Linked DNA regions of Homo sapiens: regions 2 and 3 are each linked to region 1. The links are chromatin loops, found by intact Hi-C in ENCODE. Cell type or tissue: PC-3. All regions are shown on one strand.

Evidence for each region. Hi-C counts contacts between places; a loop is a spot of excess contacts. Peaks named below come from ENCODE experiments on the same cell type or tissue, not always from the same donor. Only the 100,000 strongest peaks of a DNase experiment are listed, where the experiment ranks them.
Region 2: a loop joins it to region 1, with 2.9 times the contacts of the local background. A loop is called at or near these places in 3 of 110 quality-filtered maps.
Region 3: a loop joins it to region 1, with 2.5 times the contacts of the local background. A loop is called at or near these places in 4 of 110 quality-filtered maps.

What each region holds. Positions count from the first base shown.
Region 1 is chr4:123,668,956-123,676,955 of GRCh38, reverse strand. All of the region lies in intron 3 of LINC01091 (long intergenic non-protein coding RNA 1091), which reads right to left. Among named protein-coding and RNA genes, the nearest start is that of LINC01091, 23 kb to the right of the region's middle. In PC-3, no CTCF peak of the experiment used is centred here; a DNase peak (open chromatin) is centred at 3,885; H3K4me3 peaks cover 559 bases; H3K27ac peaks cover 1,292 bases.
Region 2 is chr4:123,982,469-123,990,468 of GRCh38, reverse strand. No RefSeq gene overlaps it. Among named protein-coding and RNA genes, the nearest start is that of LINC01091, 340 kb to the right of the region's middle. In PC-3, no CTCF peak of the experiment used is centred here; a DNase peak (open chromatin) is centred at 3,798; H3K4me3 peaks cover 652 bases; H3K27ac peaks cover 889 bases.
Region 3 is chr4:123,750,034-123,758,033 of GRCh38, reverse strand. The region is part of intron 3 of LINC01091 (long intergenic non-protein coding RNA 1091); the gene reads right to left. Among named protein-coding and RNA genes, the nearest start is that of LINC01091, 100 kb to the right of the region's middle. RefSeq lists enhancers at 7,251-7,834, 7,835-8,000. In PC-3, no CTCF peak of the experiment used is centred here; no DNase peak of the experiment used is centred here.

The DNA of each region.
Region 1 (8,000 bases):
TTCATAGTGATATACCCGAATCTTGCCAATGAAAAGGCATTTTTTGCCCACATTGGGCATCATCATCTCTTTCTCACAGTTTATACCTTTACAAGAAAATTCCCCTCTACCACATAAGATGCTTTTCAAATGCTATTTCTATTGTTCTGAAAATATTTTTCTCACCCTCTCCCTCATTCTGATATGACTACTCCACTACATTAACGCAGCTTTATGCATAGCTCAAGGTAGGGAGGGTGACAACGCTCTCTGGTTTTTACTTTACCCAAATCATTTCATATGTTTCACATTTATGGAGGTTGGACTCAATCACTCATTCAATGTTTCTAAAGCTCTGCTATGTTCTGGTGCCAGAGCCCATAATTACCATAAAACAGGTTGATTTCAGGCCGAATTGCACTGGAAAATGACATTTTGAATTTTTATTGGCACTTTGAAGAGAACATATTCTTCTCTAGTTATTGTACTTTTAACAGAAATGGTCTTTCCATATGGACTATAAGAAAAAATATCTAAAATTTAAGATTCGTTCCCTTCTCTTATAATTTTTATTAGCATTTTAAGCAAGTTCAGTGCCCATCAGACCTAGTTCTAGTTATTTTTATTGATGCCATATAGACAATTCATAATCAAAACCATCAGCAAAACTGCTATGTCTCCTCTGCTTCTGCCAGAAAATTGGCAGAAAATCCTAATTTAAAGCTCACAGGAAAAACCCAGAGGAAGCATGCAGAAATCCTTTACGCTATATTTCCCAGCAATAGAATATTTTCCTACCTTTGAAAACTCAATTAAATTTTACTTCACCAAAAGTGTGAAAACCAGGTGGAACCTAAGAATATCATCCTCAGTCTGGTTATCCTTATAAAAATAACACTGTGGATATTTTACAACAAATAGTATTAATCCCTTCTGACTGTCCTAGCAAAATGTTACATCAGAAACCATGAATATGAAATACTGATTTTCCCTTTAAGCATGAAAAAAGAAAGTTGACTAGTGCACAAATCTTTCTGCTCTGTGTACTTCATCAAGAAAATTGTTATTTTGTCTCCCAATATGGTATGGTTGCCCTTATGTTACAAACTCTCCTGGGTGGCTGTTCCTATAAGAGAGGCTTAAGTAAGTTCAGCCACACAATTTTCAAAAGAATACCCCTCAAGTGACCACTTAAGCCCCTAGCTTCCCCTAGGCTTCATCCAGCCTGTGAGCACATCTGAGGTTGACTTTACGTTTCTCCAGAGAAGCCCAGTTACTGTTTCTTTGTGGGCTTAGAAAGAAAAGCAGTTGGTTTCATTTTTCTTTTACTTGTGTTAGATTAATATTATTCTAACTAGGCCATTCTCTCAAGAGGCTTGAGTTGAAGAAAAGTAAAATATGAAGGCTCCCGGCAGCAGCACCGACTTTTGTAAACTTGAGACATATCTCAGTTTTGCTTGGTTCTGTCAGGGCCAAAGCTTCTTCTACACCTTGTTTTACTACCATGTCAGATTGGTACAAATAGAAACACAAAGCAATTCAAAACACTAAGCGGAGTTCAGAATTATTTCAGCAGGCTGGTTAGAAAACTGCGTTGCAGGGAGTCTTCAGGGTTTCTCCGAATGTCTGGTGAAGTCAATTCTCCAAATTCACTTAGAGGGTTAATGGCCCCACCAGGTCTAGAAGCCAGTTCTCCCATCTCCCTATACCATGTCCACATTATGCTACAATCCTTAGGTGTTAAGTTTCACAAACCAAAGCCAATATCCTGCTGCCATCAGATGTGGGGCTGGATTCACATGAAAGAATAGGCTTAGCGGTGTAAGTTTAGAGATACACAGGTGAAAATTGCAGCCACTGACTTTCCCAGGAGAAAAAAAAATCTGAAGAGAGTGCATTTAATATGAAAAGTATAAGATTAAAGATTGTAGTACCAATAATTTGTGAGTAAATTTGAAGGCCCAAGATGCATGGTGATTTGAAATTTTGCCAAGACCGAAAGATTAACTGTCCTGTAAGCCAAGCCTCAAGCCTTACATGCATAGCTCAGCACAGATTTTTTGCTGTCTGTTCCTTAGCTGCACATAGTAATGCTCATAGAGTGATATTTTTAAAAAAGTTTATAAAGAAAAATGGCCTAGAAGAGAAAGTGGGAATTAGATGCATGAATGAGGAAATAAAGCAAAAGCAAGAATATCTAAAAAGGATGCTCTGTAGATTAAATATTAGGTAAAGTGCATCTCTTGAACTTGAACAGGTCCATAGCATTTGATCAATTAACCAAAAAAAAAAAAAGTATTCTTTGAGTTCTTAACACATACCCGGGCTAAATCTTGGAGAGACAGTTGTCAATACCTAAGACACAGTTTATATCCTCAATGAGGTACAAACGAATATGAAATGAGATGACTATTATAAAAGAAGTAAAAGGTGCCTTACTAAAAGACATCTTAATGTCACTAAGTGGCCTGACATTGTCCTAAAGGTCAGAGAGCACCTACCCGAATGGATGACACTGAAACTAAGACTTGTAATCTACATGGAAATAATTCATTAATTATTTTGGCAAATGTTTCAGTCAGTCCAAAAACTGTATTCTATGGATAAAATAGTATGCTTTTGAGGTCTTAGCAAAGTTAAGTGATCTCAATCTCCTGGAACTATTTAACTCTCAAGAATGTTAATGATATAAGAATCATACTGACTGTTGATGACTGAGAATCACCCCTGTTAAGATGTGGGATGATTAAGAGAAATCTGGCTGGAGAGGTGAGAGGAGGTGAACAATTGCATAAAAAGCCACAAGATGTTAAGAAGGATAAGGAAAAAGAAAGGAGGGTTTTATGAGGGAGCTTCAGAAGAGTGGTGTGAGTGGAGGGGAGGAGGCAGACGTGCCTGCAGTGATTGAAGAGCATTTATGGGGACCAGAAATGGAGGGTGCAAATATCTTCACGCTTGCCAAGTTGTCACAGGTGTCTGCCCTTCCTCACTTCAGGAAATTCCTGCTTCCTACTTCTCTCAAGAAATTGTTTTTAATAGGAGGAAGAGAAGAGGAACACTCTTGTGTACCTTTCCTTGAACATCACCACCAACTGACTCTAAACATTGGCCTATCCTAAACATTTAACATTTTATTTATTCGACATTTACTTCTCACAATCAGATGCTTTTAGATAGACAGCAAGCCAGAGAAAATATTTGTGGCTCTGAATTATTGATAATTAAATGAATAAAATCACTACTAGTCAGGGCTATTCAAAGAAAACTTACTTCTATAGAGCCATGTAAGAACGCTGTCTTCAAAGTCAAGCCCACTCTCCTCTCCCCCTATCTCCACGTGGCCCCATGGCTCGCCAGGCTCCATCGTGTCTGCCATTTACATTCTCTCTGCTGAAAAACACTTCAGGTTCCCTTACCTACATAAAGATGAGCATGCCTGAGCTTGTGCTAAAGAGCCCTCCACAGTACAGTCCCAGGTAGCCAACTTTCCAAAATTACCTTTTAAAAACCTTCCACTTCTGCCCAGTCACCTACTCCCTATTTTTCATGTGTTTTCCTCCTGAATGAAAGCTAATGTTCTTCCTCATATGTTCAGATTTCTCTCGGATGCCTTGGCCTTATGCCCTCCATTTCACCGTAATTGAGAGAATATAAAGTATTTGTTACAGTGCCTGGTAATAGTTGGTACTCAAAACATTTTCTTTCCTTTCCTCCCTCCAGTAGATATTTATTAATGAACTGTGAAATGAGTGATTATCTAGTTTCTATTGCATCCGGTATGTGTCTTGCATGATTACTTTTTGATTGCTTAACCTTCTTCTGATGTCATCTTCCTTTTTTTTCTCTTTTTGATTTTAGATCTAAGTTCCTAGAAGTATAAAGTCTGTTTACTGATGTTGTAAAGCCAGCACCTTGAACTTTTAGTCACCCCATAAATACTTCTGGATCATGATAGCTCATTTTCCTTAAATGAGTCACTATATACAATATATCCAATTAATTGAACTATGAATTTATTATGTATCACAGGATTAGCAGACAAATAAGTCAAAGGATTAAATTTATGCCATCCATATAAAATTGATTCCACAAGAAAATATACTTTTTACCTCTTTTTTAAATCAACGCTATCTTTCAATAACTTTCCTGTTTCATCCTATTTTGTCACAATGAAAATTATATCTGGGCTTCAAAAGAGATCTCAAACTGTTGAAAGTTATCATTTTTTAAATGTAATATTAAATACAATTTGTGGAATGCAAAATAGCTATCTCTTCTCCAGTTTAAGCAAATGCTGTTTTCAACACAATGAAATTATGCCTCCATGTAATATATTCCTCATATATAAAAAATATATTTCTCACATATTGTATATATATTATAATCTCCACCTTTTAACTTTCCAATAAGTTCCATTTCCAACAAACATATGTAACACTGTGGTCTTATTTCTCTAAGTAGCTACATAATAATGACATAAACATTCCTAACCCATGTTTATCATAGAATAGCACCATTTTTCACACTAAAAATAACTGCTAGTAAAGTTGTGCAAAACTCACTGATTGCTTCCAAAACTTTTTGTCAATTTTAAACTGTTTTTAAAACAGTTTAAAACAGTTTTAAAATTTAAAAAAATTTTAAACTGTTTTTAAAACTCTGTTTCATGGCCATAAAGTTTTGAACCAAAGACGTCTCAAAAGAAACTGAAACCATGTGAATCAGAGAAGATGGGAACAAGAATAATGAAAGTTGACTGATGTGAAACCCACAAATCTCTCATAGTTTTAACCAAAAAACCATATAAGATGACTGTGCTTTCCTCTTTTCCAACTCCTCCCTCCCCACTGCTTTCCCGCCATCACACACGCCCCTGCCCATACCTTGTGCTATTTTATATAATTGTTATTAGACTGAAAATTCTTATATTTTTCCCACCTCTTGAGAAAATGAAGAAACACTAGCCACCTGGTCTAATAATTACCAGCTCAAACATTGTCTTTTGTGGACAGCATTCAATTATTATTTATTAATTCTACTAACTTCTACTAAGGAGATGAATCTGTCTTAAGTATTAGGGAACTCTGCTTGTATCCATACATCACTACAAACCAGTTGATTAAAAAAAATTTCAAATACTGAGTCAGCTATTTTGTCTATGTAAGTGAGATGAAAGTGGATTTTAGTTTCAGGGAAAGGTTTTGTTTTGCTTTCTACTCTTTTCTTTTCTATTTCATTGAATTTACCCAGAATTGGGATGCCATGTAGACAACAAGAACTACGCAGCTCCTTTAAGGTCACACAAATAACTGATGGTAGGCAGATAGCAGGACAATCACAAGTACAGGGGTTGGGGAGACTGCTTTACTCATGGCACTGTATAACAGAAAGAAATAAGAACCGAAAATATTATCCTCAAGGAATTTAATTGGGAAGATAGAGGACATAAAACCATGGTAAGTTTAACCCTATTATTTCTTGTCTGCTCAACCTGGGCTAGTCCTATCACCTCTGTGAGCTTTCACATAAACTTTACCTATAGAAGTAATACAGTGGGATTTAATCAACTCTAAGGGTAGCTGAGAGGTAGGACCAGGACTAGGATGCAAAATATTAAGGGGTGCCAGAAAATGCAGTAATCAATAAGAGCTTAATGTGATTTTGTTTCTAACCAATAAACTATGCCCCGGGGGCTAGATGCTTGTTTTTAAACTAAGTTTCATTGGAACCAGGGCCAGGATTAGGGTGAGGTGAATGAGACAGAATTGTTCAAGTGCAGAGTAGGTCTTGTCTTTATTTAAAATTTTGATAAGATGTTCATCGTGGATTTTTTGCATTAATTTTGATTTTTTAAATATTTCATTAAAATTTCATTATTGAGGTATTTGAAACCCCCTTAAATTGGGTCTCCAAGCTGAGTGCCTCACTCAGCTCACTCTAATCTAAGCTCTACGAGGCTCTAAGAAAAACAAAAAATAAGAAACTAGGACATTGTACAAGATATACATAATAAATTATTGAAACTACTAGCCAGCAAGTAGCTTTAATATTTAATAGATATTAAATTTTATTTTAAATATACGAATCTCACAAAAAGCCAAATACTATAAAAACCCAAAGCAGGAAAGCCATCACTGTAGGCAAGTAGAAATTTTCATACAAGAATGACAAATCCACCAGCTAGTTCTTGGGTTTTTGTGTTGGTTTTTGTTCTCTGTTTTTCATTTGTTTGTTTTTTGGTTTTTTGGTGTTTTTTTTGGGGGGGGGGTATTTTTTGTTTATTTATTTATTTATTTATTTTGCCTTCTCATTGGTATGACTGCAGTATGTTTAGTGTGACTGTTCCATTTCATAGACAAATCTTTGAAATACAGACTGGGCCGGGCATGGTGGCTCACGCCTATAATCCTAACACTTTGGGAGGCCAAGCCAGGTGGATTACCTGAGGTCAGGAGTTTGAGACCAGCCTGGCCAACATGATGAAAACCCATTTCTACTAAAAATACAAAAATTAGTCAGGCATAGTGGCGCACACCCGTAGTCCAAGCAAAGGTTGCAGTGAGCCGAGATTATGCCACTGCACTCCAGCCAGGGCAACAGAGTGAGACTCTATCTCAAAAAATAAAAATAAATAAATAAGTAAAATAAAATAAAAGGGGGAAAAAAAGAAAATGCAGATTGGAACCCCTCGGTTCCAAATGTTTATATACTGAGAAGTATAACCTGCTTAGAAAGGTAAATATAGATTCAATATATTCAAGTATATTTTCACCACAATTTCTTGCCCTTCTTAAAAGGTAAATACTTTCTTGACTCCTTGTAAACACCTGATTTCTCTGGTTTTGCCTCTATCTTGAGTTAGCTTTCCCTACTCTGCATAGGTGCTGTTTCACAGGCCATTCCCATAAAACTGGTCCAAAGAAAAGGCAATAAAGTTGTAAAATCTAGGGCCTAACATACAGATGTGTCCAGTTCAAACTGGAAGAGTGGGGAGTTTGTGAGATTTGAGATTCAGAGTTCTTGAGAACACTTTCTTCATTTCCCCTCTACATATGCAAGGCCCCAACTGAAATAACTTTTTACTTATTTAAATCACCTTGGTTATCTTATCAATGATGCCCATAGACGAATGGGCTTTAAAGAAGGATTTGTCTTCAACATCTTCTAAAAGACATGTTTTGTAGCAAAGGGATGCAAAATCCCCACAACTATCCAAAGGCATTTGAAAGTTTGCCTTCAAAACACAGCATTATTATATTATACGTAAGAAATGAGAAAAAGAAGAAAAGGAAGGGAAGATAACACTTTTTTTTTTTTTTTGAGATGGAGTCTTGCTCTGTTGCCAGGCTGGAGTGCAGTGGCACGATCTCGGCTCACTGCAACCTCCGCCTCCTGGGTTCAAGTGCTTCCCCTGCCTCAGCCTCCTGAGTAGCTGGGACTAGAGGCGCACGCCACCATGCCCAGCTAATTTTTTGCATTTTAGTAGAGACGGGGTTTCACCATGTTGGCCAGGATCGTCTCGATCTCTTAACCTCGTGATCCGCCCACATCAGCCTCCCAAAGTGCTGAGATTACAGGCATGAGTCACCATGCCTGGCCAAGATAACACTTTTTTTGCAGAGACTTGGCCTTATCCACACATATACTCACACACACATGCACACCTGGCTTAGATCCTGAGTTCACTTTATTGACAACAAATTAGCACACTGTTTTTCACCATATCCTATAATGCCATGAGTATCTATTTATAAAATCTTAAGGAAAAAAAGCTCCTTTGAGACCAGGGCCTTCACCTTTCATCTTTGTATCTCCAGGACTTGTCACACAGTAGGCTTCATATAATGGAATTAATGAATGAATAACTGAGCATCCTTGGTATCTTAGTAAACAAAGATAGTTGTCTTTCCCCCAAAATCCAAATTTAGCAGCACAAAACTGCTTGCTTGTATAGATCCTCCCAATGGCTGTTTGCTTCTCGTCCTCCCAATACCTAGGGCACATGAGAAAGCTAAAAGCAA
Region 2 (8,000 bases), 310 kb before region 1:
CTAAAGGGACAAAGTACTTAGCAAAAGGAAGAACAAGCACCAGACCCAGAATAGGCGTCTCACAGTGAAACAGCACTGTTAGAGGAAAGAGAAGACAAGGGGCCCATGAAATAATAACAAAAATACAGAAGTTCATGATAGTGCATGCATACACACACACATACACGTTACAACTTTTCTAAACTTAAAAAAATAAGATTCTTTTTAAATTAAAAAGAAATCATGGTGTATCGAAGAGGAAGGAATTACAATGAAACTGAATGATCAGGTAGTTCAAAGGTCTGGTAATATAGAATAAGAAATATAAATAAATGGCAAACATACCAAAAACATATTAGAATTGTAGGACAGATTCAGGAGGGCATGGAGACTATTGATAAATACTCACAACTGGTACAATTGACAGAAAGATAAAGCACAGAAGCCAAAACTGCTTGGGTAAATCAAACAAGTTGTTTCCATCTAAAGTGTTCAGAAAAAAGGCAGAAGAATTCAAATACGCAGCAGCAAGATCAATTACACTCTCCAAGGGAGGTGCAAATATTCTGGCCTCTAAGGTCTACAGAGTTGCAGTTAATAGCCCCCAAGTAAATCACATTCATTGTCCAAGATCATACCTGTCCCCTTTTAAGTCGGCCTTATGTGTACATAAGCCTAGATCATTCCAGGATGGTATCTTGTCTGGAAAACTGCTGGGGAACTCTCACCTAGGCCAAGTGTATGTCATCAGTCTTGAGGTATGCAATGCACAGTATGATTGCTGGGGCACAATAAAGAGCTTGTCATGCATCAGGTGCGAGCTCCACAGCCTAACACAGCTTGATTCAATTACCTTCTTGCTATAGGGCCTATCTTGCAAGGAGAACTAAAATAGGAATATAGGAGTTCCAGAAGAAGGAAAAATGACAGATGTTGGAGAGGAAATCATTGAAAATATAACGTTTTAAAATTCCTTTGAGTAGCCTCTTAAAATAAAAACTTTAGACAAATTAAATTTAAGAATTTACTTGAGCAAAGAACAATTCATGATTCAAGCACTGCTTAGAACCAAGAGAGCTTCAGAGAGCTCCACCAAAGAACATGGGCAGGCAGTATTTATAGACAGACAAAGGAAGTGATGTAAAGAAACAGACTGATTGGTTATAGCTCCGTGTTTGTCTTACTTGGGCATGGTGTGATGAGGCATTTGTCTGATATGGACATGATCTAACCAGCTGGTAGCCTATGATTGGCTGAAGCTCAGCTGCTGTGATTGGCTGGGACTAAACTATTTGTTATAAGAATATATTCAAGTTAGGTTGCAGTTTGTTTGCATACTAGGTTAGGTTGCAAGTCACATTACAAAAGCAGCTTTAGGCCAAATTTAGTTATTTAACAAGAGGGATGACTTGAATTTTCAAATTAGAAAGGCTCACTGAGTTCCAGGAAGGTCTCTGAAAAAAAAGACACATGTTAATATTGCATATATCCTGATAAAACCCTGAATTCCAAGGAAACATCGTAATACGCCTCCAAACATAAAGAAGTGGTTATTTACAAAGGAATACAGAAAATAATATTTCACATTGACCTTATCTGCAATACAGGAAATGAGAAGAGAATTGAACATTTGGCAGCATGAAAAAAAAAAAGATATGTATCAATATCCAAGGATTCAAAAATGTTTTTAAAACAGTATACTCCATTGGAGATAATTGCTAGATAAAGGATTCTAATCAAACAAAAATAATAATAAGTAGAACAGAAACCTCAATAAAGGAGAAAATAAGAGGAGAAATTATTGAGGGCACAGATTTTGAAATTAGGGACGACCCCATTTAACTAATTTGGGGCCACTGGGATATAAACAAATGAAATGTGTTCAACTTTTCTCTTAACTCTTTTTAGAGAAATGTGTTTGCCCTGGGCTTCATCTTTCATTCTGCTAGATGGCTATAAAATGGAAAAATTAGAGAAACTTTGAAAGTCTTATGTTGAGGATAAGAGAGTTGCTTCATAAGCCATGAGCTAATCATATCTGGACTATTACTTGAAAGATAACTAAACTATACTGTTTGATTCTCTGTATTTAATGTCTCCTTGAAACAGCAGCTTAGCTCAACTAATATACTATGCTGAAGCATATAAAATTGCTGATGTTCAATGTGTTAACCTTGGCAAAATGGCAATTTAAATTTCTGTATGTTAAACTTGAAAAGCTCCTGTATCTGTTCTGGTCTCACTGTTTTCTTCAAAGAGACTTTGAATGAGGCCCTACAGCATGAGGCCCTACATTATTCTTTCAATACAGGAGGATTTCTTTGTAAACAAGAAGTGAGTAAACAAAAATAATGGTGGAAAGGAGAAATAACACAGTCGATTATATTCCGTCAGAGGGTATAAGGAGGGTCGGGCTTTGAATATTCAGAGGACTTTGTTTTCTCATATTTGCTTCAAAAATAGGAGAAATTTTTTGCAGGTATCTTTGTGTTGTCTGTTCTTCCTTCTTGTTCTGCTCTTGTGGTTTTTTTCCCCTTTGTATGCTTTGATTATTTTTTCAAGGTGTTGGGGGTTACTTATTTGTAACCAATTTTGAAGCCTAAGGTTAAGGCAGATGCCTCCAAAAAACATTCACGTTTGTTTCTGCCAGGTACCTGGAAACACTACCAATCATTTAAATAATTAAAGAATTGCTGAAAATTAAATCACAGTTTACACTGCATGATAAATACAGATAGTGTTAATTGTTGTTATAAATCCATGAGACAGCTGGCAGTCATTACAACATCTCAGGAAGTTGTTTTTTCCTCTAGCTTGGCTCAGGGTTGAGGCCAATTTCTTTGCACTCTTCTGGGGTGAGACGGATGGGGATAGTTTAATTCCTGTTCACCTTTATCCTGAGGATATAGCTTTTTGCTACTTCAGCTTTCAGGGAAGAGCTGCTACTTGACTCCTCGCCCTGGGCAGACCCTGAGCCTTGACTTCAGAACTTTATGTTCTAGTGGAGACCTCAAAACTGAAGGTCAAGTTTACCGAGTTCAACAAAGGCTTTCAGGATAAAAATGGCTTCAGTAATTGCCTTACTGCTCCAGGTTCCCGCTTTTTGTTAGAAGTTGTCCTGTGAAGCCTTTTAATGTTCCCACTTATTTGGTGCTTTCAATAATTTTTTGAAAACTTTTACCCAGTATTTCTTATTTGTTTCCAATGGGAATGTTGATTCAGATCACCTAATCAGCTATATTACCAGAAATAAAAGTCATCAGTAAATGTAAAATAATTATTTTCAACTATTACATTTGCAAAAGTATTGTGGAAGTTAGAGATGGATGTCTCTGGCACATTGATGTTTACACCACTTCACCTGACCATGCCCCTCATTATTTTATTTATATCATCTGATTCACATGGAGACTCATGAGCCAACTTGAACATGTCCACAAGGTTCAAATAGTATTTTTGAAATTAAAATTCTTGGGTAAGCACTCAATGGCTCTTGATTTCCAGACATTTTATTGGATACTTGAACTCCTCTACTCTACATCAAGACATTTCTTTATTTCATATCAAACCAAACCTCCAAAATTTGTCTCAAATACTTTTTGATTGATGACTGAAATCTTTCAAAGACAGGAATTTGAAAAAACGCACAAAGTAATTATAACAGGAAGAACAATAAAATGAGAACACATCTCAAACTATAAGTACAAAGGAATGTAGATCCTGGTCTCAAAAATATGTAGTACAAAGTTAAAATATTAGTCAAAGATCAGGAATGCAAAACAGTCTTGTTGTTTCTGTGAGTACAATGTGAAAGTTATAGTCTTTGCACAGCCTTTTTCTTTCCTTTTTCATTAGTTCTTACTTTGAGAGAATGTACAAAAGAAATTCTTTGCTCATGATGTCTACTTCATGGACTGTTAAGAGCATTGGCATCACAGAGGCAAAACGTACTATAAAACATTCCTTTGTATTTTACATAGTTCCATGGGAAGGAACTTATGCAAATTATAGTCACAGACAAAACATATCCTGGTGACATCATGATTTCACTGAAAACTTTCCAACACTAAAAAAAAAACATTGTTTTTTTTCCATCATTACCATCCCCACCAGTGGCAACAGGCACATCCAGCTGTTGTTTGTACAGAGAGAAGGCTGTTGAAGCCCCGCCCTATTTTTGCTGGTCTCATCCTTCAGCATATTTTCAGAATGCTAAAATTATTTCCTCATGTTATGACCAAGGCTGGAGTTCTTTGTTCTATAACTTCTTTCTGATTAAGATTTTTCAAGAAGTTATTAAGAATAATAAACAAATAATTCAGAGCAAATATTAAGGAATACACATATCCTTGCTTGCCATCCTGACAAAATACTAATCAGCTGCAAGCTGTTATAAAAATGAATACATAATTAAAATCATAAGCCAAATAAATTAAAGCCAATAAGAATTTCATCATAATAACCTATATCAAATTCAAAACAAGATTTTTAACTGATTTTGGTAGGAAAACCAAAAATGTCACACTTCCTAGCTTCATCATTGTGGTTTTAAGCAGAAATTATTTTGGCCAGGCAGGTTAAATATAGTGAATGCAATTATTATTTTCTTCTTAGAGGAAAATATTGGCACCAGTGCCATCATTATTATAGTGCCTAGTAACAAAATCTTCACCACTTCTGCCAAAAACACTGAAGAAAGGTAATGGAAATGCAGAAAAGTGTTTTCTGAATATATATAGGGCTGGTATTTGGCACTATACCCTCCAGGCACAGAAAGTTTCTGCGATCCCTAAAGCAGGAGACACAAGTGCCTAATATAGTGTTGGGTAATATTGTTTTACCATATATCTTGTCACATGGATAAATCATTCACCCTTAATTTGAATATGTAGGATTATTGGAGAAAAAGATTGCTATGTTATCTCATAGTCATCTTTTTGCATAGTCAAAATCTCTATCTGAAAATAACCATGAGTCTGATGCCAAAATATATTTTTCACTAGACATGTATTATATAGCAATTAATTGGGCTAAAATTCAGAAGGTGAATTTCTATTCCAAGCCTCTTAATTTGCTAATTTCTTTAAATAACCATCACAGTGATAACTTAGTAACAATGTGTTGAAGCTGAGTTAGAAGACTCAGCTTCAGGCGGAAATACTAAAATATAAAATAAATAAAAGCAGGGCTTAATCCCTGGTGTTCCTTTGGGCCTTGGGTCAATTTTCTTAACTTCTATTTGGCTTCTTTTTCTGTAAAATTAGAGAATTAGACTTAATATGGTGGCTTTCCAATTCTTTTGGAGCAACCACCCTTCGAAGTGCCCTGACAGAAATGCTCCAACAGCAGAGCTGCTGTGTTTGAAGGGGAGTGGCTATCAAAGCCCCGCTGTGGGCCCTGCTTCCCTGCAGCAGCTGCTGATGATGCTCCTGAGCACAGTTTGATAAACAATGTGCTAGGCAACGAAAAGACTCTGGACCCATTTATAATTTTACAAGCAGAAAAGAAGTAAGGAAGGGAGGGGGGAGGTAGAGAAATAAAAAAAAAAAAAAAGATGTCAAATTTGTGCTTATCTCAAAGTTTAAAATACTTTCTTAAATTTACTCATTCCAATATTTTGAAACAATGGTTGAAATTTTTTCACTGCCATTTTTTCCAAGTTATTTTCTCATAAAATAGAGCTGGAAAGCTTTTATTTTCTCTGTGCTGTAAGTATTTTCATTATATCTATCCCAGGGAGGCAGTTGTGGTAACACTACTTGGTGCAAGCCAACATCTTTTTCTCCCTCTTTCTTTCTAGCAAAGCTGATTTTTTTCAGCATGGTTATGTGCCCAGTTCAAACTAATCACTTCCCCAGGTACTTCAGCACGTTGAGATAGTCTCGAGGCAGATTTATGGCCAATCAGATGAAAGCAGAAGACTACTAGATGAAGTCTCTGGAAAGCTATTGTTTGCTTAATTTTTGAAAAGATTCATTTTTGTTGTTGTTGTTAATTTGTTGAGTGAATTGTTGGCATAAATCCTTTGCCCTTCATCCTTCCTACTTATTTCTGGATGGACTATGGGCATGATTCCAGAAGCAGAAGAAAATATTTATTTGCATATACAACATACATACCTACATATTTGCATATACAACATACTCAATGATGAGTAACTTAGAAGGATGGTTAGAATTAGGGGTTTATGTACCTAACCTAGTAGGAAAAAGGAGGGGGGAAAGGCTTCTATGGTTTCTTTAGTTAAGACAAATGGGTTTTTTATATTTTACTGATTTAGATTTGCTTCCTGGCATCACTATTCTTTTTATATACACCATCATTATAACACATACAATATTGCTTTTGAGCCAAAAAAAAAAAAGTTGGAATTTAGCAGCTTTGAAAAACTGGGTAAGAAAATGGAAGAGTTAGGGAAAGAGACAGGGTGTTATCTCTCTCTTATCCACTTGACATTGGCTTCCTTGGAAAGAAAGTATAGATATAGAAAGTCAATAACTGACTCTGTAAAGCAACCATTGGATTTCTGGACAATGCTTTTACAAACTTGGGCAGTGAGTTCCTAGCTAGGAATCATAATCATCTCATAAGACCTATGAAGATCATGTTGGACTGAGGAAACTTCAACCTACCTGAACTCAAAGCTTTAAATTAAATTTAAAAAGAAAGAAGTTAACTTATAGGTGTGAAATAAAGTGAATAAAGTGAAGGACATATAATAATTCTCAAAAGAAAATAATATGAAATAATACAAAATAACTATATGTGTTTTTGGTTGATATACCAATGTAAAGTGTATTGATAAGAAGAAAAAAAACCTTGATATTTTAATGTAAAGTATTAAATACAATGAATTTGGTGATAACAATCAGATCATATTTCTCTAAAATATTTAGAGACTAGAATATTTTTCTGAAAGACTATACTTTTTTTAAATAAACAAATTGGATTGAAAGAGTAGGAAGAAGTACTCTATGTCTAGAAAACATACAATTGAGTGGATATCCACACCATAGAAAACATTTGGGTGATAATTTTTAAAAGTGAAATTTTTATTAGCATATATCCTGTCCAATCAGATTGACAACTATGGATAATGCAGAATTTTCACAGAGACAAGATAATTTAGGAACTTAAATACTGAAACCTCTGCCAAAAGTCTCATTCTGCTCTCAGGAAAGCATGAGATATACTTAATGTTGTTGATGTTTTCAGTATAAAGATACTCAGAAACTCGTGTGATACCAAGTCAACCATAAGAAAATCTGGTGAATTATTTCCAGTTTTTTAATATTACTGATACAGACAGGAGGCAAGGAAACACTAGGTAGAGAGGGCGGTTCCCCAGCAAAGCCCCCACCCTCAAGCCTGGAAACTGTGGCCCTAAATGAGAACAGTTATTCCTGTTTTCGTGCCCAAATGTTGCTTTTTTCATAATCACCCTGGCCCATCACGCCCCTGCATCCTGTACCCTCAGAAACCCCAAAGTCCACTGGCAGAGGAGCAGAGTTGTGCAGTAGAGGAGAGAAGGGAAGAAACATCTGAATGTTGAAGAGGCAGCTGGACTGCTGGAGAGGAGTTTGACTGGGGACAGCTGAACTACAGGGGAGGATAATCTTCCCACTCCATCCCTTTTCCAGCTCCCCACCCTGCTGAGAGCCACCTCCACACTCAATAAAACGTCCACATTCACCATCCTTCAAGTCCATGTCACCTGATTCTTCCCGGATGCCAGACAGGGACCCCAGTACCAAGAGGGATGAGTGTGAAAGACTGTCACCCTGACTCTCCACTGAGCTGGTTAACACTTAGCCATCTGCAGATGGCAACTGCTAAAAGAGCATTAATTGTAACTCATGTCCTCTGCTGTAATCATGGAATATATATATATATTGTAATACATATTCTATATATATACTATATATCACAATATATATTCATACTCTGCTATTTCATGTAATTTGCTACATGTTTTACCTAGTAAATAGAAACAGTGAATAGATGTGTACATAGTAATATGG
Region 3 (8,000 bases), 81 kb before region 1:
GAAATGTGACATAACTTTCATCCCCTCTAAATTATATTGGTTATAACTCTTCCTTGACCCCTGCAGTGCCTGAGACCATCTGAAAGGAAGGAGTCAACCTACTCACCCAGAATGATAAGAAGAACATCACAGTAGTGGAATATTGCAGAAGATACCCAAAATTTCTAATTTTTATTAGTGGCACAGAATTTACACTTCAGCCATTAAATATTTCATACAAATTGAAGGAATTTTTCACTGTGCTTTTGAATGACAATATGCTAGTTTTATAAGTGACTAAAATCAAACAAATTCAAGAAAGAGCAATAATTAAGAACCTTGTTTAATTTACTTGAGAGTTATGAATTTTGCTATTTAAAAAATGTATCTATAAGAGTATAATAATATGGAAAAGGGACATAATGCAAAATTAAGTTTTAAAATGTATGATGTAGGCTGTGGCTCACTCCTATAATCCCAGCATTTTGCGAGGCCAAGATGGTGGATCACCTCAGGTTAGGAGTTCAAGACCAGCCTAGCCAACATGGTGAAATTCCAGCTCCACTAAAAAAAAGTACACAAAATTAGCCAGGTGTGGTGGAGGATGCTTGTAATCCCAGCCACTCGGGAGCCTGAGGCAGGAGAATCACTTGAACCCAAGAGGCGAAGGTTGCAGTGAGCCGAGATCGTGCCACTCCACTCCAGCTTGAGTGACAGAATGAGACTCCATCCCAGAAAAAATAAATAAATAATAAAATGAAATATTATGAAATATTACAACTATTTGAAATATTACAACTACTTTTTGAAAAATTATACATAGAAAAAAATCTCCAAAATAACAATTAAATTTTGGCCAATGGTTTCCTTTAGGTTAAAAAAAAAAAAATTATGGTTGACTCTTTTTTTCCCCTCCATCCCCTTTTCTAATAAGCATGTGTGATTTTTTTTAGCTGAAATATTTATGTGTTATCAAGATGAATCACATCCAAGTTTTATTCATAAAGAAACTTAATCAGTAGAGAGTTTAACAATGCACTTGTCAATTATAAATTTTTTGAAAGCCAGTTCTTATGTTAAATTTATAGAGTTGAGCGTCAACTAAAACAATCATTACCCTTGACAAAATTCTAATCAATGATGAAAACTGTTATGCAAAGTTAAAGAGAAACCTTGTCACCTTTAGTGTTCATAAAATCCTGGGAAAGAAACATAAGGCATATTCAGGTTACTGTCCTAGACTTCAAAAAAGTGGATATTTTAATGTTTTTTTTTTAATTTTAAAACATACATGATTCTACAACCTGGTACCCTGAGAAACAAAGGTGGGTCAAGAGGGTTAGGAGTGGTCAAAATGGCCCTGGTGCCTGAAGGCAGTAAGTTCAAGCTATAATGGGGCCGAACAGTCTGTGGGAAACAAGACCTAACTCAATCTTAGAGGATGACAAAGTAAAATTTTCAAAAAGCTAAACCAAGATTCTCATATAATCATGTGAATTGGTGTCAAAGTCTTATTTAGCTCATTAATGAGGGAACCAGTAAGAGATAAAGCTGGCTCCAAGGTCATTTGAAGAATTGGGAATTCATGGACATCTCTAAAAGATGAATTCAGAATAGGATTATTAGTTAGATACGAAACTGATTAATGTCCCAGAAAGCAATAAAATTATAATATTTGGGTTATCATTTATACTACACAGTTACCATGTAACTTCATGATGTCTAAACTTTAATCAACTAGTAAATAACAAAATTAACACAAGTGCGATCTTCTAAAGAAGTAAATAATCCATGAATGATACAGACAAATAATGCCATTGATATCACCTCTGTTTTGCCTTATTTCTATGTGTTGAAAAGTTTTTCTTAGAAGGGGTAAGAAAGGTTTTCCAAAGAAGATGATGTTTAAGCTAAGATTAGAAGACAAGCAAGCAGTCTAAAAGGGCAGGCAAGAGCATTCCTGGGTGAGGGACGTGCATGTTCACCAAAGGAAAGGAAATGGATTTATAACTAGGAACAATTATAAGGACCCAGAAACTTGTAAAATAGCATTAAGGGCCAGATGCAGTGGCTCACACCTGTAATCCCAACACTGTGGGAAGCCAAGTTGGGAGAATCACTTGAAGCCAGGAGTTTGAGACCAGCCTGGGCAATAAAGCGATACCCCATCTCTATTTTAACAACAAAAAAAATTTTAACTAGCCAAGCACCATGCTGGGTGCCTGCAGTCCCAGCTACTACAGAGGCTGAGCTGACAGGGTCCTTGGAGCCCAAGAGTTCGAGAGTGCAGTGAGCTAGGATTGCACCACTACACTCCAGCCTGGGTGGCAGAGCAAGCCCCTGACTGTTTAAAAAAAAAAAAAAAAGTGTAAAGGCAGCTAATTAAAGTCTGATTTTCTTTCCAGCAGTCTTGTTCCTTCCAGTTCATTCTTCAGACTCCAGCCAGTGTGATCTTTCTAAAGAGCTCATTGAAAATCTGATCCTTTCAGCCATCAGCCTACAATACTCCACTGTCTTCCCTTTGCCTACTGAAGAGCCATACTCCTTAGATTGGCTCTCCATTCAGACCCTTCCTAACCTGCCTTGCTAACTTCCTGTGATGCAGCCTTTCTAAGTCATTTACAGTTTCCAGCCACTGTCCTGCACTCCTTTCTACTCCTTGACTGACTTTCTCACTGTCTGCCTAAATCAGTAATTCGCAGCCCTGGTTGCACATCAAAATGACTTGAAAACTATGAAAAATTACGGCTGCCCAGCTCCCAGCTGCAGATCAATTAAATCAGAATTTCTGAATGAAGATGGATTTCTAGCTTCAATGTATTAAAGCTGCACAGGTTATTTTAATGTGCAGCCAAAGTTAAAACGTAATGATATCAAAGGACAAAGTAGAAAAGGCACTGGCTTATTCCAATTCCTTCTTCTCAAAGCTCTCCTTAAACATCATACTCTCCATGAAGCTCTCCCCGAATTCCTACTCCCACTTCCGCACATTAGCCATTTCATTCTCGGTCCTCCTGAAGCACTTGGGACATATCTCCGCTGTATTATATCAGATTTTCACCGTGAGACTAATAGTTTAATGATAAGTGATAAAATTCCTCAAACACAATCCTTAAACAAACAGTTTAATCAAATGACTACATCAGAATTCTGAAACCAAAACAGAGCACTTTAAAACCACCAATACTGTCTTTTTAGCTTTTTGATAAAAAAAAAAAACACATTGAAAGAAAAGTTTCTATATCATATGTGTACAGCTTGCTGAATTTTTCGAAACTAAACACAACCTGTAAAGTAGCCCTCAAACCTCCCCAGTATCACAAAAATCTCTACCACTCCTGCACTCTCTTCCCCATGACTGTTCATCCTAAGGTACTATGAGCCTGACTTCTAACATGGTAGATTGATTTTACCTTTTTCCTACTTTATAAAAGGAACTATCCAGTATGTAGTCTTCTGTAGGTTTCTTCATTCAGCATTATGAGACTCACTTACATTGCTGCATGTATTGTAGACCATTCACTGTTATTGTTATATACTAACCCATTTTTTGAAGACGGTACAATTTACTTATCCATTCTACTGTTGATGAATACTGCTTATTTTCCAATTTTTTGGCTATTATCAATGGACTGCAGTGATATCCTAGCACATATCTTTTGCTCATATGAATGAATTTTTGCTGGGTATATACCTAAGAGGAGAATTACCTAGTTATAGGATATGCATATGCTCCCCTTTAGTAGATACTGCTAAACCAGTTTGTAACAAATTTTCCCTTTGATCTGTCCTGTATAAGAGGGCCAGTTCCCTCACCAATACTTGATAGTTTCCATCATTTTTATGTAGCCATGTTGGTGGTATCCCACTGTGGTTTTAGTTTACAGAATTGTTTAAGTTTAATACAATTGAGCACCTTTTCATATGTTTATTATACACTTGATTGTCTCTTTTGTGAAGTTTTTGCCCACTCTCCTATTGGGCTGTTGTTGATTTTTCTTAATAATTGTGAAATTTGCTAACATATTATGGAGATAAGTCCTTTGTTAGATATGTGTACTGCAAGTACTTTTTCCACTCTATAATTCAGTCTTTTGAGAAACAGAAGGTCCTGCTTTTATTTACTCTATTGTATCACTATTTTCTTGCATGTGAGGGTATTTGATTCCTATTTTAACAAGTTTGCCTACTCCGAAGTCAGAAAGATGTTCATCTATGTTTATTCTAAATGTTTTATAATTTTGTCTTTCACATTTAGATCTACAGTCCATCTGGAATTGACTTTTGTGTACATGATATGTTTTTTGCCATGTGGCTATCTGATAAATGCAGCACTATTTACTAAACAGATAATCCTTTCCCCTCTATACTTCTATCATAAGCCATTTGAACATATATGTGTAGGTGTGTCTCTGGACTTCCTATCTTGTTCCAATGGTCAGTTTGTCCACTCTTATGCCAATGTCATATTCTCTCAATTACTTACTATATCTTTAAAATAAATCTTGACATTAGGTAGCTTTATTCTGCTTCAAGTTTGTCCTGGTTATTCTTAGCCCTTTGTCTTTTCACGTAAATTTTAGAATCAGCTTATCAAATTTAACTTCCTTTAAAAATCTGCTGGAATTATTATTTTTATTCCATTGACTTTATCAATTAATTTAGAAAGAATTGAGATATTAGCAGTATTGAATCTTCCAATCCATGAACACAGTATTTACTTAGGTCTTCTTTAATTGTTCTCAATAATATTTTAAAGTTTTAGATGTAATGATATTGTATATCTTTTATCATACTTGTTTCCAGTTTTTTATGTTTCCTACTATCACAGTAAATGATATTTCTATCTAAGGTCCCCAAGAGCATCTTTCGGTTTGATGATTTGCTAGGTGGACCCAAAGGACCCAGCATATGGTTATATTCATGAATATGATTTAGAGCTACAAACAGATGCAAAGCAATATCAACAAAAGGAAAGGGAGCATTGGGTGAAGTCTAGATTACACCAAGTACACGCTTCAAAAAGTTCTCTCCCAGGAGAATCTCACAGGATAAGCTTAATTCCCCCAGCAATAAATTGTGAGGTACAGAATGTTGTCTACCAGGAAAACTCACTGGAGATTCTGTGCCCAACATACCAAAATTCCAGACTCCCAGAGGGAAACAGATGTTCAAAATATACCACATTGTTTGCACACAGTATAGATACAGTGAAAAACTCTTATCAGCTGGGGTCATGAGAACCCTGTAGAAATCCAAGTTCCCATATGCCAGCTAAGGGCCAACCTTGCAAGTAGGCCATTTTGGAGATAAGCATTCACAGGTGCTCTAAATTAACTATATTCTGAACAGTATATTTTACAATTTTTATTAACTATTCATTTTTTACTGGCATATATTAATACAATGGACTTTTATACATTGATACTATATCCAGTGAACTTGTTAAATTCACTTATAATAGTGTACATGCAGATTCTTTTAGATTTTCTAAGTATACATCATGTAGCCATTGACTTTCTTTCAATATAAATTTGTGAACTCTTTCCCCATATTGAAACAGAAGAATGTAATGATTTCATTAAGCTACAATTTTCTATCCATTATCATGTAAACATGGTGTGAAATATAGTTTAAAAAAAAAGAGTTGAATATTTCCTTCCTCTTCCAAACTTACAAAACCAAAAAGATAGAGAGCTTCAGACATTCACAAATTTTAAAAAAGCAAAAAGGTCTACTTATAGTCTTTGGAATACACACCATTTAGCTTTATGAATCAGAGACATTATGGAGAACAATTCTTTAGGTATCAATATATGATATTTTTAATTTGGTTTGCAATTGGAGATAAAGTTATCTTCTCCTAACACAGGTTATGGAGCTCTGCTCTAGGCAAGTATGGAATGGTAAGCCATTATTTTCCTATATCCTTTTATTAACCTTTACAATCATTTTATTCTTTCTTTGTAACTTTTTCTTTACAAGAAGGGTAGGCTTTATTAACATTTACTAATTCAGACTATCTTATGCAAGTGACATAAACCTCCATAGTTTCAGCAAAAAGAAAATTTTATCATAAAAAAAATGTTTTGTAGAACCTATGAATAAAATGGAGTCTGTGGCTTAAGAACAACCAAAACCCTCGTAACTCTCTAGCCAACCCCATTGCCTATGTATATAATTTTGCTTTCTTCTCTCTCACACTGCAAAGTGCTTTCTCTAGCTCTCTGGTCATATCACTAAAAATCTGACCTCAAAAAACTGTTGAGCTCTAGTATTTTAGAGCATCAGACATTATAAGGATACTCATTTCCTTGGTCTCCCAAATCAGAAAAGATTACAAACAGTATATACCATGTCTAACGGAGTTTATCCTTTGATAGGTAGCTATAATGATGATGATGATGGTGATGACGATGATGATGACAGTGGTTAGATTGGAAACTTGCAGCTTTATGTAATAATTTACAAATCCCAAGGGCCAAATTTAATTGCCGGCACTCTGATCACAAGTACCAGAACCAGGTCCCATCTCCTCACTACTCTAAGCACTGATGGGAGAAGACGGTCCTTTACATGATCAGACTGGACCCCACTGGTTTAAGAACCAAGCATGGCCAATCCTAGATGTGATAGACATCAGGATCCACACCTTGCTGGGCATGGACAAAGACCAAAAAACTTCCTTGCAGTTCTGTCTCAGCAGAACCTTCACTGTCTAACCTTTTTCTGACGTCTAGTCATTGCCATTTCCTAGCCTACATCTGTTGATTTCGTTAGTGATGCTATAAGAGGACCTTTCTATGATTTTTCCTACTTCAGCTAAGCCCACTTCAGGAGCCCACAGACATAGGAGCCACACTGAGAAACCTATTCTCTTTTTACATACTTTGTGGTAGTCATCAGCAGATTACTTTTTCTCCCAAGTCCTCCCATTTCTGATATTAAATTTCTGAGGCCTGTACCCTTTCTCCAGTTACTTTTTTTTTTTTTTTTTTTTTTTTTTTGAGGCAGAGTCTCACTCTGTCGCCAGGCTGGAGTCTAGTGGCAGAATCTCAGCTCACTGCAACCTCCACCTCTCAGGTTGAAGCGATTCTCCTGCCTCAGCTTCCCAAATACTTGGGACTACAGGCATGCACCACCACACCCAGCTAATTTTTGTATTTTTAGTAGAGACGGGGTTTCACCATGTTGGCCAGCATGGTCTCGATCTCTTGACCTCGTGATCCGCCCACCTCAGCCTCCCAAAGTGCTGGGATTACTGGTGTGAGCCATCATGCCCGGCCTCAAATTACCTAAGTCTCAAGCCTGCAGCCATCTATCCACGTCTGCTGGACTACAGGCTGCTGCCTACATAAGGCCAACCCAGTCTCTACAGTGCTTTTTACAATAACCCACCATGAATTGCAGATGGAGCCCCAGCTCCTTCCATTGAGAGCAATGAGATGAGGAGAGGAAGAGGGCAATCTCTCAACAAGTCAAACATTACAGAGCTTTGAGAACGTTAAGAAGTCCAGCCTGCACTAGCACATTGTAATTTATTTTTTGCCTCATTCTGCCTACCTCAGACCTTCAACTCCTCACTTTTCACATATCTGGAGGCTAATCCCATGTGAGAAACACTTAGGAAAACAAGTGTGACAACTCTGCCTGAGTCCCAGAAAGAAAGCTCTCTCTGAAGGGGCCCTTCGGTTGTTTTCCCAGGTGACATGTTTAAGACTTGATCCCTGTTGTCTGAATTCCTTTCTCACCACACCCAAGGTCATTTTAATGAAAATTCCAAAGTCCAAGCCAAGAGGATAGAGTTGCTCTTAATCCTTCAGCAGTGCCGTCATTTGATCCCTAGACCCGCTGGGGTGATTATTGTGTGTCTGCAGAGCAGGGCTAAGCAGGCAGGAGGAGGAAGTGGCTGCCCCTGCAGGAGGCCTGTTTCTGGCCCTTGTTTCTGTGCTGGTGCTGCTGCTACCTCCCAATCCCTCCCACCACCCTTTCTCCCTAACATCTCAAGATAATGCTGATGC